2 separate regions of the Homo sapiens genome follow, and region 1 is linked to region 2. Evidence: chromatin contacts called from ENCODE Hi-C data. All regions are on one chromosome and are shown on one strand. Each heading gives the region's core, a stretch centred on a gene start or an enhancer-like site at or near the end of the contact. The rest is flanking DNA. Distances are from core to core; before and after follow the strand shown.

Region 1 (3,373 bases), core at 870-3,369, 200 kb after region 2:
ATAGCAAAAAATAAGCACAAAACCAAAACTTAAGTAGCAACAAACTCACAGCAGAAATAATTAGCAAAGCCAAAACCTGGGTCTTTGAAATGCTTAATAAAATGGATAGGTCAAGCAAGACTGATCAAGAAAAAAGAGAAATGATATAAATAACCAATATCAAGGATAAAAAGAGACTATTACTACAGATTCTGTGGACATTTAGAAAGGTAAAAGGATATCATAAATTCCTTTCTGAAGATACATTTAAAAATTTAGATGAAATTTTAAAATTCCATAAAATATTAATTTATCAAAATTGACATAAGAAAAAGGTAAACTATTAATAATTCTGTATCAGAATAATGATACAGAATTGTATCAGAGTAATTGATCTACTGAATATTGTATGGGAAGTCTTCACCAGTTCAACAAAGAAAGAAGAAATAATAGACATAGGACTGGAAAAAAATAATATCTTTAAAAAGCAGCAAATAAGTTATTCTAATTAAGAGGTGAATTTAGCAATGCCACTTGATAAACAGCAATAAACAATTAGAAAATGGTACCATTCACAGAAACATCAAAACGAAACAGTTTCTAGGAATAAATCTTACAAAATATATAAAATCATCTACATGGAAAATGGTAAGATATTATTGAGAGAAGTTTAAATGACCTAAATAATGGAAGAAGAATCCATGCTCATGAATTTTAACACTCAACATTTAGAAATATGAATTCTCCCTAAATTCACCTGTAGATTAAATTACAAACAAATTCACCACAAGTCATTTGGTGGAAACCGATTCTAAAATTTACTTAGAAATGTGAAGAATGAAATATAGTTGATGTGGTAAAACAACAAAACTGTTGTTACTATCCTACATATCAAGACTTATTATAAAGCATTTAATTCTGGTCCCATGTCCCTCTACCACTTCACTATTCCAACTCTCTTCCTTTCAACATCCAGCTGGTATGTGTGAGGATGTGCATATGTATTTTTATATTCATATAAGCACAACATAAGTGGACAAGAAAACATGCTACAAGAAAAAAGAAAACAGGCAATGTAAGTTGTTTTTGAACTATCCTATTCTACATGTGATTGTTCCATTCCACATGCAGGGACCCACTCTTTGGATACCCAGTCAAGGGCATCACTGCATACTCTGTCTTGGTTGCCATGGATTTTCTGATGAATATTTCCATTCCTTTGGTTTTCGTGAAGCTATGCCACAGAGGAGCCCTGCATGCTCAGTCTCCTCCTTGTTCTGCTCTACAGAGTGAATCTCCTTTGGGGATATATGTTTGTGGGTGTGAGAGTATGTGGGCAACTGTGTGTCCAAAGTGAGTGTGTCAGCTCACTGCATGGGAACACCAGCCAAAATGCACTGTCAAGTCCAAAAGAAGCCTTCTATTCTTATGGTACTCTAGAAGGTGTTACGACTCAGGGTTAAAGTTTTAATCCATTTTGAGCAATAATATTGACTTTGTTCCTTTGCACTTCTTATCAAATGCAGTACTTTAGAAAGGAGCTCCCTAACAGTCATTCTTGGCCTTATAAATAAGTGTTTCTTAAAAACCAGTTTATCCCCTGTTTTTATTGCCAATCAACTCACACATTTTGTTAAAAGGACATAGCGGATTTTTTTTTAGAGTAAGATTCCAAATTATGCTAAGAAAATCTTTCGTGAAGGTAAACATTCTCTCTCCAAAGTTTGTAGGCGAGCAGACCTTATTGGGAAAGGATGTTATTATGAAAACCCACTTGTTCTTCTGGGTGAAGAAATAAAAAAGAATGAAAAATACAACCCAGAGCATCATTCAGAATCCACCCCAGGCCATGCTGGGGACTGGGGAGAGGGAAGCAGTTAAGATCCTGACAGACTACCAAGAGGTAAGTTCCAGAAGCCAGTGTTCATTTGCAGCTATTCATGTGGAAAGAATCACTGTCACTTCTGCCTGCTGATAAACATGCCACTTCAACATCTGTCTTAATAGACCAAAGAAATGAGAAGAACTAAAAACATCTTTGAATGGCACTAATGAGAACAGGAAGCTGAGCAGAAATGAGAAGCAAGTTTGCAGGAAGATTTAGGAAGGTTGCAACCCATGCCTAGACACGTCAAGACACATCTTTCCATGTCTTCATAGTCAACCCGGTCCCGTGACTCCTTTGCTTTCCTTTTCTGAATTTAGTTCCTCATTCAACCTCAATTGCATCATGTTGGTATGATTATCCAGAGGAGCTAAAGCTCCCTCAGCCAGCAAAATCACAGGAATTCTACCATACTACAAATATAAGTTTTGGTAAGATAAACCTAAGGTTACATTTTTCTCATTTCTACTTCTTTTTTCTTTTATAATAACAGAAATAAATAAATTAATTCATAGATTAAAAACCTTCAAATAATGGCTAACAAGATGCTGAATTGGCACAGTTCCCTTTCTTAAGATTAACTCAAGAAAAATTATAGGAAAAAAACCTCAAAGAAAACCGTGAGAAACCTCTAAGGTGACCTGAGGCTGCCGCTTTGAATGTGTGTGTGAAGACAGTGCATCTTCTTGGTCTGGGACAGGAGGCAGCCCCACCACACTGGGGAGGAAATGATGGGAAAGGAACTGTTGGAGTCTGCTATTGTTTCCCTCCACTCCACTTCCTCCAGGCGCACAGTAGCTGCTCCCACACCTCCTGTGACTCAGAACTCTAAATGTCAAGAAATCCTGGAGAGCTAAATAGGGGTTGTCTGTCCCACCTTGTGGCTCCTCTAAGTTCACCATGGGTTTCCAAGATTGTCACAGAAGGAAAAGGGATGCAAAAGGACATGTGCGAGAGGTTTTTATGAACCAGACTGGAACTGGAACTGATTGCTCCTGGTCACTTCCAATTGTCCAGAAGCCATAGTCACCTAACTACGTCTTTCCAAGAGAGAAGCTGGAAAACACAGTCCTGTGGTAGGCTCAAGAGGAAGAGGTGGTGGTTTTAGTGGAGATCCAGCCAATCTCTGCCCCACCTAGAAAATGCAATCCTATCACCAATACTTGTTTTTTCCTTTAAACCTTTACTTTCTGCTCCTTTGAAAGAGTCAAATGGAATGTTGTATATTAAAGATACTTTCTAACTTTAAAATCCTTTAAAACTAAGAAACGTAATCATCCTAATTATCAGATAATCTCCCAAGCATTTTGACAAAAATGAGACAGTTCTCATGGGAATTATGTTGAGTGAAGAAAGCCAATCCCAAAAGGTTATATACTATATGATTCCATTTATGTAATATTCTTAAAATGGAGGACAAGATTAGGGGTTTACAGGGATTGGAGAGAAGGGAGAGGAAGAGGGAGACACGTGTAAGAAGGGCAACAAAGGGAACCTACTGGTGAACTA
Region 2 (3,728 bases), core at 57-2,556:
CTTATCTGTTACCATGGCAAAAGTCTAACCCTAGGAGTCAACCTCTTGGTGAGTTTACTATGGTTCTAGCCCTGTTATTTGGGATCCTGGCAAGTGGGAGGGAGGCACCAACAAACACATTGCCAGTGGCAAGCAGGCAGTTGAAACCAAGGGGTTGCCAGGGACCTGCTCTGCAGGGAACCTCAGGTAAGACTGGAAAAAATATGGATGTGTGGATGGTGCTCACGTATCTTCTGTGAGAACATATTTCTTGGGCATCACTGGGTGGTCCATTGGCTGCTATCAGGGGGTCTGGAGCCCTTCTAGTGGGTCCTGATACCTACCTGATCTCCCAGACTGGCCTTCCTGCTTTGGAGTCAAAACTGCTGCTCCTCCAAACCCCAGTGGGCTCTCCTCCAGTGAGCAGACCCAAAACATAGAACCTTCCTCTCCAAAAGACAGCATGTCTCCCGCCTCTCCCACCTTGCTTAAACATCCACTCTTGAGTGCCTACGTATTCCTAATATTGGTACATTTGGCTTTGTTCCTTTGAAGGAGGAAATTTTTTCTGGCCTGCACACTATAACCTATAGAGTTGGGGGCTGCTTTCTTTGCTATGTGCTGTTTGAAATGCTCTCTTTGCTGAGAGGTATTGCAAAGTGGTTACAAGCGTGGACCCTAGCATTTCATTACCCCATTCAAACCCTAGCTTCACCATGTGGGGAGACCTTGGTCAGATGATTTGGTAACTCTTGAGCCCCAGCTTCCTCATCAATAAAATGGGATGATGACTGTAGCTCATCTCACAAGGTTGGCCTGAGGGTTAAGTAAGTAGATATGTGTGAAGTCTCTAGAAGAGTGTCTGGCATTTTGGTAGCCTTACATAAATGTTAGCAGTAGCTACCCTTCTCTTCCTCCTCATGATAGTACTTTGAGAAGCAGCAATAGTGATTGAAAGTACTCTGGATTTAAACTTAAATAGCTTTGAGAGTCGAAATTAGCTGTGGCCTCTCTTGGGCATATCACTTAACTTCTTGTGCCTCAGTTTCCATATTTACAAAATCAGGCCAAAAAAAATCTATCGCATGGGAATTCAATGATGTAGCTGGTTTGTCTGAATTTCTCTGGTGTGCACACCGGAAACTCAAAGCACGACTCTATACTGTACTTTTGTAATGTACAATGATTGCCGTGGAGAGCAGCGATGGAGATGTTAGTCCTCTTTCCTTCTCCATCCCCCTTGCCCTGGTGCCTGTGAAACAGAGCATCCCCATGGCAACAGCAGCAGCTGGTCCCTAGATAAGAGGAGCTGGAGCCGGCCAGCAGCAGCCACTGCCGCAGAGGAGCCAGGCCCAGCCTCGGTGAGCACACACGCCCTCCCTGTCTCTCGCCTTCGCTTCCCTGCATCTGCGCTGATTGGTAAGTGCTTCAGATTTTTACTCCAAGAACTTTTGTGGTGAGAAAAGCAAGTTTCCAGTCAGTTACTGGGACAAAGAAGGCTGTAGCTGGTGGCACGGGGTTGTGCTTTATGGAGCAAGGCTAAGCTGGGGCCGAGTGGACAGCAGAAAAAGTTACCACTTTCAAGTCATTCTTCCAAGGGAGGGAATGGAGTTCTGTAAAAGACTGAACCCTCACAAACTCATTTGCAAAGTTTCAAGATGAAGTTGGTGTATCTGCATATTCACACAGGATAGAGAGGTTTATCTTCCAAGGCTGGGGAAAGTACAGAAAGTATGCTTCTCAAAACACATTCTCCATGCCCTACTTTAAGTCAGTCTCTCCTCCAGGAATACTGCCAATTTAGGTTTTCTAAATGAACAAATCTGATTTTAAAAGACGGTACTTTTTGACCTGAATTCAATCCTCTGGTTAAAAAGAGGTTTGACAATGAATATGTATTTTACATAGCCAGAGGGTGCATTAACGAGATACCACATAGGCTGTGGATACAACCTTCTACCCTTTTATTCCATCCAGTAAATCAAGACCTGATTACTTTGGGGGATATTCTTCAGAATACCGTATGGTAAGCTAAGTGTCAACTCGCTTCTGAGAATCAGTTCTATTATGTTCCCAAGATTTAGAAATGGGTTGGTTTTTGTCTTGAACTATTCTCATCTCATTACCAGCTTCAGAGAAGGCCAGAGATGGGATAAAGAGATAATTCTGATAGATCAATTTAGATAGACATATAATCACAAATGGAGGACTGAAAGATCCAAGAAGGTCCCTCACACTCACGAAAATATCAGTGTGTAGGACCTGGGCTCGGGACTCCATGCACATTCTATGGGTAATACTCTCAACAACCCTGGAGAAGAGCCACTATCTTCCCCCATTTAACAGATTTGAAAACTAAATTTTTGAGAGAACAGATAACTGTCCCAAGTTCACCCAGCTAGAGAGTGGTACAAGCAGCCAAACGTTGGCTTCTACCTTATATTGACTCACAGCATCCAATCTTAAAGTTGAGAGGAATTTTCTTCCCATAATTTAAACCGCATATTCTCACATCCAACTGAGAAAACCGCTCAATGATAAGAGAAAAGACAAAAAATCCAGACCAGCTTCTGACCACACACTGAACCAACTAATGTGTTTCAGCTCCGCTGGTGTGCCTGCCTTTCTGCAATATAGTGGGGTCCCTTTTCTGGCACCCAGTTCCTTCCCCCTTTCAGTTCCTGTTCTCAAAAGAGAAGGTGACCTTTGTCATTAACAATCCCTGTGTATTGTGACATCAATTTACATATTGCTGCTCTTAGTGGTATTTGCATTTACAAGTATCTCTCTGTAAAAAGAAAGGTTTTGTCCCTTGTGAAAAGGAAGGTAAGGATTAGTAAGAGGAAGTTACAAGAGTTTAAAATCTGAAATCCTGAAATCCTTTCTCAAACCCTGAAATCATATCTCTTGGTCTCTTGCATACTACACTGAATACCTACATTCTGTCAAACAACCACAACCAGAAGAGTAATTCGATCAATACTCTTTCATTCTCTAATTAAGAAATCTGAAACATTTTGAAAACCAAAAGGTTTGTTGTTAAGTTCAACACAAACTCATTTGGTAGCAAAGCCTGACCTGAAAGAATGTGAATTTTTTGTGGTTTGTCTTTATGTCACTTAGTGTGAATATTCATAGTTTTGCTGCAGAAATAATGGATGTGACTGCTGGTGCTCCTTGAGACCCCTCTAGAGCTGTTATATAATTTAAACAGTCCTGATTTCCACAGCACGTTTGACTCCAGGCTTGTCACAAGGGTGGGTGGCCAATATTGCAATGACAGTGGCAGTCCACGTCCCTGTGTGAGTGTTAGAATTCAGAGCCCACACTGAACCAATAAGTGGAAAGAGGATGTTAAAAAGGTCACAAGTCTTTGTAGTAGACACAGTTTATGAAAACACCCCCAAATGTGAAGTATTAGACAACAAGCCTCTCTGGAGGCCCTAGCTTTTTGGTTGAATTCTGAAGATGCAGAGGACCAACTATGCAGGCATGAAAGAAAGAGCTGGTGCCTTAGAAAGTTCCCAAGTTACAGGGAGATGATGAAACCTTCCCTGGGCAGCCCAACAAGTGCAGCATCCCTTTATGACACCTGCTTGGGGTAGAGACTGAATTAAAGAGAGGAAGGCGTGGGTAGAGTCAGGAATAGGAAATGGAAATATTCCATTTCCTATGTCAAGAATTAGACCGGCTCATGTCTTAAAACAGCTCACTCATAAAGAGCGCCCCTTCTCACTGAGGATAGAAAT

The links. Hi-C counts contacts between places; a loop is a spot of excess contacts on that map. Pooled maps may share reads with other maps.
Region 1: a map with no recorded cell type shows a loop between it and region 2 (7-fold over the local background). The contact joins the enhancer-like site here to the promoter of PPP1R17 in region 2. A Hi-C loop is called at or near these places in 3 of 37 single-sample maps with no recorded cell type and 2 of 50 pooled maps.

The regions. Positions count from the first base shown.
Region 1 is chr7:31,888,357-31,891,729 of GRCh38, forward strand. All of the region lies in intron 2 of PDE1C (phosphodiesterase 1C), which reads right to left. Among named protein-coding and RNA genes, the nearest start is that of PDE1C, 180 kb to the right of the region's middle. Within about 2 kb of position 2,120, at least 2 of the 41 ENCODE cell types and tissues checked have a DNase peak (open chromatin) inside an H3K27ac peak, as active enhancers do.
Region 2 is chr7:31,685,909-31,689,636 of GRCh38, forward strand. It overlaps PPP1R17 (protein phosphatase 1 regulatory subunit 17), which reads left to right and starts at 1,307. Exons shown (of 5, transcript NM_006658.5): 1 at 1,307-1,398. It also overlaps a transcript of PDE1C not described here.